2 separate regions of the Homo sapiens genome follow, and region 1 is linked to region 2. A link is an interaction called in ENCODE POLR2A ChIA-PET data of the cell type or tissue named here. Cell type or tissue: Panc1. All regions are shown on one strand. Links, peaks and the distances in the headings refer to the core of each region. The heading gives the core; the rest is flanking DNA.

Region 1 (5,366 bases), core at 293-5,292, 150 kb before region 2:
AATTGCAATTTTTTTTTTTTTTTGTAGAGATGGGGTTTTGCCATGTTGGCCAGGGTGGTCTCAAACTCCTGGCCTCAAGCAATCTGCCTGCCTCACCTCCCAAAATGGTGGGATTATAAGCATGAGCCACAGCATCTGGCCTGGGCTGACTCTAGGGAACTCTTTGTCCAGGTCGCAGTTTCATCTCTGCCCCACTTCGGGAGTGTCGTGCTCAGAGGAGCCTGTCCCAGGTCCCATCTTCCATTTCGGAGTCTGCAAGGAAGGTTTCGGCAACAGCCTGCTCAGGCTCTCCCCTCCCTGCGATGACCCCACAGAATTCCAAGGGTCTCTGGAGCAAAAGGGGCTATTTCTGGGCCCAGGCTCCGTGTCCATGTTTGGTCTTCAAGGAGCACGTGGTGAACCTGCCAAGGCTTCATCCCGTCACCCTCTTGGGAGGGCACAGATCTCCTTCCTCCTCCAAGGCCTCAACAAACAACAGCTGGGAATGCGGCTTCCAAAGCTGGCTGGAAAGGACTCCCCTCACCCCTCACTACCCCAAGGCGAGGGCCCAAAGGGAGCCTCTTGACATTGATTGGGATTTATTTCCTCCTTTTCATCAAGAATAATTTCAAGCCTAGGCAACATAGTGAGACCCCGTCTGTACAAAAAAAAATTTTTTTTTAATTAGCCAGGCATGGTGGTGCACACCTGCAGTCCCAGCTACTCAGGAGGCTGAAACGGGAGGATCGCTTGAGCCTGGGAGGTAAAGGCTACAGTGAGTTGTGACCATGCCACTGCACTCCAGCCTGGGAGACAAAGGGAGACCTTGTCTCAAAAATAATACTAATTATGATTTCAGATTAAAAACAGTCATTCTCATTCACTAAAAAAAAAACTTCAGGCAACACTTATAAATGTAAAGAAGGTTTAAAAAAATCACCTGGGCCGGGCGCGGTGGCTCATGCCTGTAATCCCAGCACTTTGGGAGGCCGAGGCGGGTGGATCACGAGGTCAGGAAATTGAGACCATCCTGGCTAACACGGTGAAACTCCGTCTCTACTAAAAATACAAAAAATTAGCCGGGCGAGGTGGCGGGTGCCTGTAGTCCCAGCTACTCGGGAGGCTGAGGCAGGAGAATGGCGTGAACCCGGGAGGCGGAGCTTGCAGTGAGCCGAGATAGCGCCACCGCACTCCAGCCTGGGGGACAGAGTGAGACTCCGTCTCAAAAAAAAAAAAAAAAATCACCTGAAATCCCACCACCCAGATAAACTCACCGTGATCTGATCTGATCTTATCTTGGTGATCAGAGAAGCACCTATTTTGCAAAAAAGGGGTTAAGCTGTTCTAGAACCTTAAAAATATATATACATTTACATCCTCAGTTTTTTAAATATTCCATTGTATGGGCTGGGCATGGTGGCTCACACCTGTAATCCTAGCACTTTGGGAGGCCAAGGCAGGGGGATCACTTGAGCCCAGGGGTTTGAGACCACGTCACTACAAAAAAAAAAAATTAGCTGGGTATGGTGGCACGTGCCTGTAGTCCCAGCTACTTGGGAGGCTGAGGTGGCAGGATGGCTTGAGCCCAGGAGGTTGAGGCTGCAGTGAGCTTTGATCGTACCACTGCACTCCAGCCTGGGTGACAGAGTAAGACCCTGTCTCAAAAAAAAAGAAGAGAGAGAGAGAAGAAAAGAAAGAGGAGAGGGAGAGGGAGGGAAAGAGGAAGGAAGGGAGGGAGGGAGGGAGGGAGGAAGGAAGGAAGGAAGGAAGGAAGGAAGGAAGGAAGGAAGGAAGGAAGGAAGGAAGGGCGGGCACGGTGGCTCACGCCTGTAATCCCAGCACTTTGGGAGGCCAAGGCAGGCAGATCACGAGGTCAGATGGAGACCAGCCTGGCTAACATAGTGACACCCCGTTTCTACTAAAAATACAAAAAAATTAGCCAGGCATGGTGGCAGGCGCCTGTAGTCCCAGCTACTTGGGAGGCTGAAACAGGAGAATGTCACGAACCCGGCAGGAGGAGCTCGCAGTGAGCCAAGATCGCACCACTGCTCTCCAGCCTGGATGACAGAGCGAGACCCCATCTCAAAAAAAAAAAAAAAAAGAAAGAAAGAGAAAGAGGGAGGAAGGGGAAAAAAAGGAAGGAAGGAAAGCAAGCAAGAAAGCAAGCAGGAAAGAAAGGAGGAAGGAAGGAAGGGAGGGAGGGAGCGAGGGAGGGAGGGGAGGGAGGGAGCGGGGGAGGGAGGAAGGATGGAAATGTGGAGGCAAAGTGACTACTTACCCACAGCCATGCAGCTCATGGGGCATTTTGTGATGCTCACCTACCGTCACAGAACTCGACAAGAAACCAAGAAAAGAATGAAAGAGGAAAAGGGAGGGGAGAGATTGGAACTTAGGGGCCTATTTCCTAAATCTGGCTGTCTGGGGGGCAGGGACCAAGCCCTCTGCATGTGTCAAGTCCGGGGGTTTCTGGATGTGCATGCCAAGAACGTCTCCATCTCCACCACTCCCCAAATGGAGCACGGTGCTTGGGAGTCATCGTTCCCATCCCAGAGATCTGGCTATCATTCATTCAATAAATATGTCTTCATCATCTAATAGGTGCTAGGCACTTCACATATATGAACTCATTTAATTCTTCTAACAACGGGATTTAGGGCCAGGCGCAGCGACTCATGCCTGTAATCCAAGCGCCTTGGGAGGCCGAGGCAGGCAGATCACGAGGTCAGGAGTTCGACACCAGCCTGGCTAACACTGTGAAACCCTGTCTCTACTAAAAACACAAAAAATTAGCCAGCCATGGTGGCATGTGCCTGGTGTTCCAGCTACTCAGGAGGCTGAGGCAGGAGAATCGCTTGAACCCAGGAGGAGGAGGTTGCAGTGAGCCGAGATTGCGCCATTGCACTCCAACCTGGGTGACAAGAGTGAAACTGCATCTCAAAAAAAAAAAAAAAGAGAGAAACGGAGCCATGTCTCAGATGCTGACTCATTGTGTTATCTTTGGGCAAACTGCTTCACCCCTCCGAGCCCATTTGCTCACCTGCTGAAAAGAGACCATTACTCATCTGCCCCACCCGCCTGCCCAGGCTATTGGAAGGATCAAAATTAGATTTTGGACTCCGGGGACGTCTGTTTTTATTGTTGTGCCAATGCCAACCCATGACTCTGGGGAATTTTTTTCAGCCAGAGGATTTAAGCCCGCTTGATTTCTATAGAAAAACCCATTAAACTTTCTCCAGATACCATGAGCCAATGATTCCATCCAATGCGCTTCTTGCTGCATTTTTAAAGGCAGGGCACTCTGTGTGCCCACTCACTCTTGGGCAGTGCTAGCCACCTGAAAATTAACCTGAGGCCTTCCCCAAAGCAAACTCCCTCTTCCTTCTTTCTTTCTTTCTCTTTCTTTCTTTTCTTTCTTTCTTCTTTCTTTCTTTTCTTTCTTTCTCTTTTTCCTTCCTTCCTTCCTTCCTCTTTCTTTCCTTTCTTTCTCCTTCCTTCCCTCCTTCCTTCCTTCCTTCCCTCTCGCTCTTTTTCTTTCTTTCTTTCATCTGTTTATTTTGTTTTGAGATGGAGTCTGGCTCTGCCACCCAGGCTGGAGTGCAGTGCTGGCATCTCAGCTCACTGCAAGATCCACCTCCTGGGTTCAAGCGATTCTCCTGCCTCAGCCTCCTGAGTAGCTGGGATTACAGCACCCGCCACCACACCCGGCTAATTTTTGTATTTGTAGTAGAGATGGGGTTTCACCATGTTGGCCAGGCTGGTCTTGAGCTCCTGACTTCAGGTGATCCACCCGCCTTGGCCTTCCAAAGTGCTGGGATTACAGGCATGAGCCACAGCGCCTGGACTATTTTATTGTAGAGACAGAGTCTCACTCTGTCACCCAGGCTGGAAGTGCAGTAGTGTGAAGACGGCTCACTGTAGCCTCAAGCTCCCCTGCCTCAGCCTCCCGAGTAGCTGGGATTACAGGTGCCCGCCACCACGCCCAGCTTATTATTTTTTTATTTTTGTAGAGACAGAGTCTTGTTATATTGCCCAGGCTGGAGAAGCAACATTATCTGAGATGGAACTTTCTGGAATATTAACCATTAAACCTCCCCACCCTCATGAGAAGCTCAAACCACAAGAGACCAAGGGGCAGCTCTTGCTGCACGGGGCCAGGAGCTGATGGCTTCCTTTGCTCCAGATCCACCTGCCATCCTTTTCCACCCCATCCTGGGTCCAGGAGGCTGACCCCCCAGGTACCTGCCTGGGTTCCTACTTTCTGGCTCTGGTTGGGTTTGGCCACAGGAGATGCTGAGAGGAGATGGGTGCGCAGGAGGGGAGAGGTGAATGCACCCCCGGCCCTGCTGGGTCTGGTCGGGCGGCAGTTGCACTGTCCCCCTGGAGTTGCTCCGTGCCCCTGGGGGCCAACGCTTCTCCCACAGCCACATCCAGGGTGCAGGGGCTTCCCCTATGGCCTGAGCAGGCGGTGCTTTACTGTACCTATTGTCTTTCTTGAACTCTGCCCCACCTCAGTAAATTGTCTCTTCATTAAACCCTATGCAGTGAGGCCAGGCACCACGGCTCACGCCTGTAATCCCAGCACTTTGGGAGGCCAAGGCGGGCGGATTGCTTAAGCCCAGGAGTTCGAGACCAGCCTGGGCAACATAGCAAGATTGACCTCCATCTCTAAAGAAATAAAAATAAAAATAATCAGCCTGGGCCAGGCGCAGTGGTTCACGCTCGTAATCCCAGCACTTTGGGAGGCCGAGGCAAGTGGATGTGGATCATGAGGTCAGGAGTTCAACACCAGCCTGGCCAACACAGTGAAACCCCGTCTCTACTAAAAATACAAAAATTAGCTGGGTGTGGTGGCAGGCGATTGTCATCTCAGCTACTCAGGAGGCTGAGGCAGGAGAATCGCTTGAACCCAGGAGGCGGAGTTTGCAATGAGCTGAGATCACGCCGCTGCACTCCAGCCTGGGTGACAGAGCAAGACAAGACTCCGTCTCAAAAATAAAAAAATAATCAGCCTGGCATGGTGGTGCCTGCCTGTAGTCCCAGCTACTTGTGGGGCTGTGTGAGGCGGGAGGATCACTTGAGCTCAAGCGATTGAGGCTGCATTGAGCTATGATGGCACCACTACATTCCAGCCTGGGTGACAGAGCAAGACCCTGTCTCTCATAAACAGACAAATAAACAAACGCTCTGCAGTGGCCCCACTGGAGTGTGCTCTTTCCTGCTGGGACCTGGACTAGGACAGAAAGATAACCTCCTGCCAGAGAACAGACCTTCCCAAAATCACTGTGGGGCAGGGGGCCCGTTTCTTCTCACCAGCCTCTGCCCCCATCAGCCAGAGCGTGCTGATCACATGGGAATAAGCAAGAAGCACCTCGGGACCCAGGCTTGGG
Region 2 (5,366 bases), core at 191-5,190:
AAGGTAAAAAGCAAACAGGCTGGGCGCGGTGGCTCACGCCTGTAATTCCAGCACTTTGGGAGGCCGAGGCAGGCAGATTACCTGAGGTCGGGAGTTCGAGACCAGCCTGACCAACGTGGTGAAACCCCGTCACTACTAAAAATACAAAATTAGCCAGGTGTGGTGGTGGGCACCTGTAATCCCAGCTACTCAGGAGGCTGAGGCAGGAGAATCGCTAGAACCTGGGAGGCGGAGGTTGCGGTGAGCCAAGATCATGCCGTTGCACTCCAGCCTGGGGTTACAAAGCGAGACTCTGTCTCCAAAAAAAAAAAAAAAAGCAAACAAAAAATGTCTCAGGCTTGCTTCAGGGGGAGAATGGTGAAAGGTCTGGGTAAAATCGCCCTGATAGATGCCGGTAAAGTTTGTTTCTTACATATGTCTGTACATAATCCATTGATAGGTCTTTTTCTTTTTTTCTGGAGTCCGGGTCTCATTGTGTTGCCCAGGCTATAGTGCCATGGCTTGATCATAACTCACTTTAGCCCCAAACTCCTGGGCTCAAGGGATCCTCCTGAGTAGCTGGGATTACAGGTATGTTCCTCCATGCCCAGCTAATTTTTAAATGTTTAGTAGAGGTAGGGTTTTGCTGTGTTGTCCAGGCTGGCCTCAAACTCCTGGCCTTAAGCGATCCTCCTGCCTTGGCCTCCCAAAGTGCTGGGGTTACAGGCATGAGCCTCCACGCCTGCCTTATACGTGCTTTCTTTTTTTTTTTTTTTTTTTGAGACAGTGTCTTGTTCTGTTGCCCAGGCTGGAGTGTGGTGACACTACCTTGACTCACTGCAGCATCTGCCTCCCGGGTTCCAGTGATTCTCCTGCCTCAGCCTCTCAGGTAGCTGGGATTACAGGTACATGCCAATATGCCCGGCTAATTTTTATATTTTTAGTAGAGACGGGGTTTCACCATGTTGGCCAGGCTGGTCTCGAACTGCTGACCTCAGGTGATCCGCCCACCTCGGCTTCCCAAAGTGCTAGGATTACAGGCGTGAGCCACCGCGCCCAGCTTCTTCTTCTTCTTCTTCTTCTTTTTTTTTTTTATTTGGAGGTGGCGGAGTTTCACTCTGTCGCCCAGGCTGCAGTGCAGTGGCACAATCTCAGCTAACTGCAACCTCTTCCTCTCGAGTTCAAGTGATTCTCTTGCCTCGACCCCCCGAGCAGCTGGGATTACAAGTGCCCACCACCAAGCCCAGATAAATTTTGTATTTTTAGTAGAGAGGGTTTTACCATGTTGGGCAGGCTGGTCTCAAACTCCTGACCTCAGGTGATCCACCTGCCTCCGCCTCCCAAAGTCTGGGATTACAGGTGTGAGCCACCGCACCCGTCGGTTGATAGGTCTTTTCTAATATTAATAATTACGTAGCATCTCAACATGTTAATGTCATAATTTACTCTTTCCATATTGTCACCTGGGTTTTTCCACACTGTCACCATTATAAAGACAGCTATTATAAACATGTTTGCTTTATTTTTTAGATGAGGTTTCACTCTGTCACCCAGGCTGGAGTACAGTGACGAGATCTCGGCTCACTGCAACCTCCACCTTCCCAGCTCAAGGAATCCTCCAGCCTCAGCCCCTCAGATAGCCAGGACTACAGGCGTACAGCATCACATCCCGCTAATTTTTTTTTTTTTTTTGGTAGTTTTTATAGACACAGGGTTTTGCCATGTTGCCCAGGCTGGTCTCCGAACTCCTGGACTCAAGTGATCCACCTGGCTTGGCCTCCCAAAATGGTGGGATTACAGGCGTGAGCCATGGCACCCCACCTGTTTGCTTTTAAAAAAGAAAAATGGGGCCAGGCGTGGTGGCTCACACCTGTAATCCCAGCACTTTGGGAGGCCGAGGCGGGTGGATCACAAGGTCAGGAGTTCGAGACCAGCCTGTCCAACATGGTGAAACCCCATCTCTACTAAAAACAAAAACAAAAATTAGCTGGGCGTGGTGGTGGGCACCTGTAGTTCCACCTACTGGGGAGGCTGAGACAGGAGAATTGCTTGAACCTGGGAGGCGGAGGTTGCAGTGAGCCGAGAATGCACCACTACACTCCAGCCTGGGCGACAGAATGAGACTACATCTCAAAAATAAAAAAGAAAAAGAAAGAAAAATGTGTTGCTGTTTTCTTAGGACCAAATGGGTGTATGTGACCAAAGAATGTTAATTTTCTTTTTCTTTTTTTTTTTTTTTTTTTTGAGATGGAGTCTTGCTCTGTCCTCCAGGCTGGAGTGCAGTGGCGCAATCTCGGCTCACTGCAAGCTCCGCCTTCCGGGTTCACGCCATTCTCTTGCCTCAGCCTCCCGAGTAGCTGGGACTACAGGCGCCCGCCACCACGCCCGGCTTAATTTTTTGTATTTTTAGTAGAGACGGGGTTTCACCGTTTTAGCCAGGATGGTCTCGATCTCCTGACCTCGTGATCCACCCACCTCGGCCTCCCAAAGTGCTGGGAGTATAGGCGTGAGCCACCACACCTGGCCAGAATGCTAATTTTCAAGTTCCTGTTAGTGTTATTCTGTTCTATTAATATTTGGTCCCACCCACTTGTTGAATTGAGTGCCCTTCAGAAGAATTAAACCAATTAGCAACAAATGACAATTTCTCCACAGCTCTGCTAGCATTGAATTTTGTGTGTTTTTGTTTTGTTTGGATGACTAACCGGTGCTTTAATGGTACCTTACGATTGTTTTCATGTGTGTTTCTTGACTTCACTCTGCGTGGTTGGTAAGACTTCAAGAGCAGAGCTGGAGAGGGAAGGATAGGGGTAGGAAGGGCTCTGACCCAGCATAGGAAGTTGAGTAACCGCTTAGCACGGTGCAAATTAGCCTGCTGGCTGCTCTATCCAAGAACTGCCTGAGCTGGGTGGGGACTTCCCAGAGCGCCTGTAATGCTGAGATCTTTCCTCCAGGCAACTCCTCCTTGGTTTAGCCTCTGATACAGCCAAACCTCTGGATTCAGGGAAACCTAAGGAAGCCAGGCAAGAAGGGTCCCGCAGCCTGTGCCTAGTCTAGCCCCAGCCTCATCTGGATTAAGATGGGAGGGAAATATTGGCTGAGGGCACCCAGCCAGTATGAAGACAGCTAGAATGTAAACCCAGCACAGTAAGGGAGAGAGTATCAAGGCCCAGGACTTTAGAGTGCCTCACCACCACCACCCCGCCGCTGGGCAGCCTGAGGCTTTCTTTGCCTGGCACCACCATGCCTGGCTAATTTTTTTTTTTTTTTTCCAAGTGGAGACGGGGTTTTGCCATGTTGGCCAGGATGGTCTCAAACTCCTGACCTCAAGTGATCCACCCACCTCGGCCTCCGAAAGTGCTGGGATTACAGGCGTGAGCCACTGTGCCCGGCTATCCCCTCCTCTCTCTGGTTTCTTAACATCAAACAGGCCCACAGTGCTGGCTCACAGGGCCACAGTGATAGTGGGTTGGTGTCCTGGATCCCTCCCCCAGGAGCCATCACTGAGACCTTATGCTGTCAACACTGGTGGGTGAAGCAGCCCTCGTATTTTTCTCCTGAGACATCCAGAGCAGGGTAATTGGCAGGCGGGGGTGAGCACACGCTGGCTCACGCAGGCTTGGTAGGTGAGAGGTTTTCCTGAGGATGATGAAGTTGGAGTGTCCCCGGCTAGAATCCCTGAGGCAGGAGACTGGAGCCCTGTGGCAGCATTGGCTGAGAGAAGCCACTCCCTTTTTGCTCTCCCACTTCCTCACTGGTAAGATGTGGGGGTTGGGGAGTTATCGCAGAGGCGCTTTGGGTTTCAGCTGCTTTGCAGAAGTTATGGAAAAAGGGAAATGAGTCTTCCTGTCTCTCGCCCCCTTAACACTTCTTTGCCCCATTTAAGGGGTTTGTTCAACAGACTAGGAAGTATTTCTGCTAATTCATGCTGAAGTGTGATTGGCTGATAGGTGTGGTCTCAACCTCCCTCCTCTGCCAGTCACTAGTGTACCACTGTGGCCATCTTTTCCAGCCCCTCCTCTGCCCCTTGAGTATGTCTAGGTCCTAGAAACAGTGGTCAGGGCTCTTCAAGTCCTCTCGGTTGCCCTTGCCCACTGGCACACGTGGGGGTTGCTGTCTTCAGCAGAGCCAGCCACTCCGTCTTGACAGCCAGGGCAGAGATGTGGCTGGGCACACAGCAAGAATGTGACCACTGATGCTGGGATGTCAGAGTCTGTGCATCAACCCAGGGTTCTGAGTCTGGGCTCTCCCACCCTCATCCCCGGAGGTTCCTTCAGTCTGGGCCTCCTGGGGCTGAAAGGGAGGGAAAAATTGGCCTCAGCTGGAGTCCTGGGGCCAACCAGAGCCTGGGTGGAGTGTGAAAGTGGGCTTCTGGCCTTCACCCTGCCCCTGCCCTGCTGGTGACCTTGGACCATGGGGGTTGTCGGGGTGTAGATGAGCACCGTGAATCAGTCACAGGCCTTGAGCTTCTCTCTGCACAGTGCTGGCATCAGATGTGGGTGGTGATGTCCCAGCCTGGGAACACAGGAAACGCTCAGGGAAACCCCCATCAGACCTGCTGACATGGCTGAGGGCGCTGAGATGGTGCTTCCGGGGCCCTCACCTTACACAAAGAGGCCTTATAAGGAGAGAGAGGCTGCAGAGGCAGCCCCAGTGGGTGCCGGGTGCTTGTTCTGGGTAAGGCTGCCCACACGTGCAAAGTGTGCTTGTGGACACAGTGCGCTTGCGTGTGTGCAAGGCTGAACATACATGTGTGCAGGCCTGCAGTGTGCCTGTGTGTGAGGCTCAACACGTGCATGTGGGGAGTATGGTCATGTGTGCAAGGCTAAACATGTGCTTAAAGTGTGGGGAGGTGCAGTGTGCATGTGTGTGTGCAAGGCTTAACATGCAAAGTGTGCTTGTGTGTGTGAGGCTGAACACGCATGTGTTTGTGTGCGTGGCCTGACCCTGCGCTGCGTGTGTCTACTTGCTCAGCAAATGCTGACTGGGGACCCACCGGGGTCCTGTTCTAAGCATGGAGGAAACATGAGGTCCCTGCCCCGTGCATGTACACATGTGCATGTGTGTGTGTCCTGTGCTGCTCCAGGAATCTTCCAGGACATCCTGATACAAGTGAAAGCAAGCGGTTTGGATCTGGAGTGAGCAGGAGGTGGACAGGGCCTTCCAGGCAGTGAGCGCAGGGGGCTTTGTGTTGTGACCTCGGGCAGGCTGGTCACTGAGCCCTGTGGGGCCAAACTGCAGCCCCAGGCAAAGGTCGTTCTGCCTTTCCCTTGTGCCTGGGCCCAGATGCAGTGCAGGATGGGCCGGCCCCTGGGCAGGGCAGTGACGGGGCAGCCACCGGCCTCCTGGGGCATTCAGGGTTCCCAGTCCTGGTTGGCTCCCAGCCC

Evidence for each region. ChIA-PET counts read pairs that join two places held together with the same protein. Peaks named below come from ENCODE experiments on the same cell type or tissue, not always from the same donor. Only the 100,000 strongest peaks of a DNase experiment are listed, where the experiment ranks them.
Region 1: POLR2A ChIA-PET joins it to region 2 with 10 read pairs; 3 of 35 experiments call an interaction of 5 or more read pairs at or near these places.

The regions. Positions count from the first base shown.
Region 1 is chr7:99,221,618-99,226,983 of GRCh38, forward strand. No RefSeq gene overlaps it. Among named protein-coding and RNA genes, the nearest start is that of KPNA7, 16 kb to the left of the region's middle. In Panc1, for the core only: no CTCF peak of the experiment used is centred there; a DNase peak (open chromatin) is centred at 3,065; H3K27ac peaks cover 862 bases.
Region 2 is chr7:99,376,572-99,381,937 of GRCh38, forward strand. The region is part of intron 1 of ARPC1B (actin related protein 2/3 complex subunit 1B); the gene reads left to right. Among named protein-coding and RNA genes, the nearest start is that of ARPC1B, 4.5 kb to the left of the region's middle. RefSeq lists enhancers at 3,426-3,745, 4,346-4,665. In Panc1, for the core only: no CTCF peak of the experiment used is centred there; no DNase peak of the experiment used is centred there; H3K4me3 peaks cover 741 bases; H3K27ac peaks cover 1,866 bases.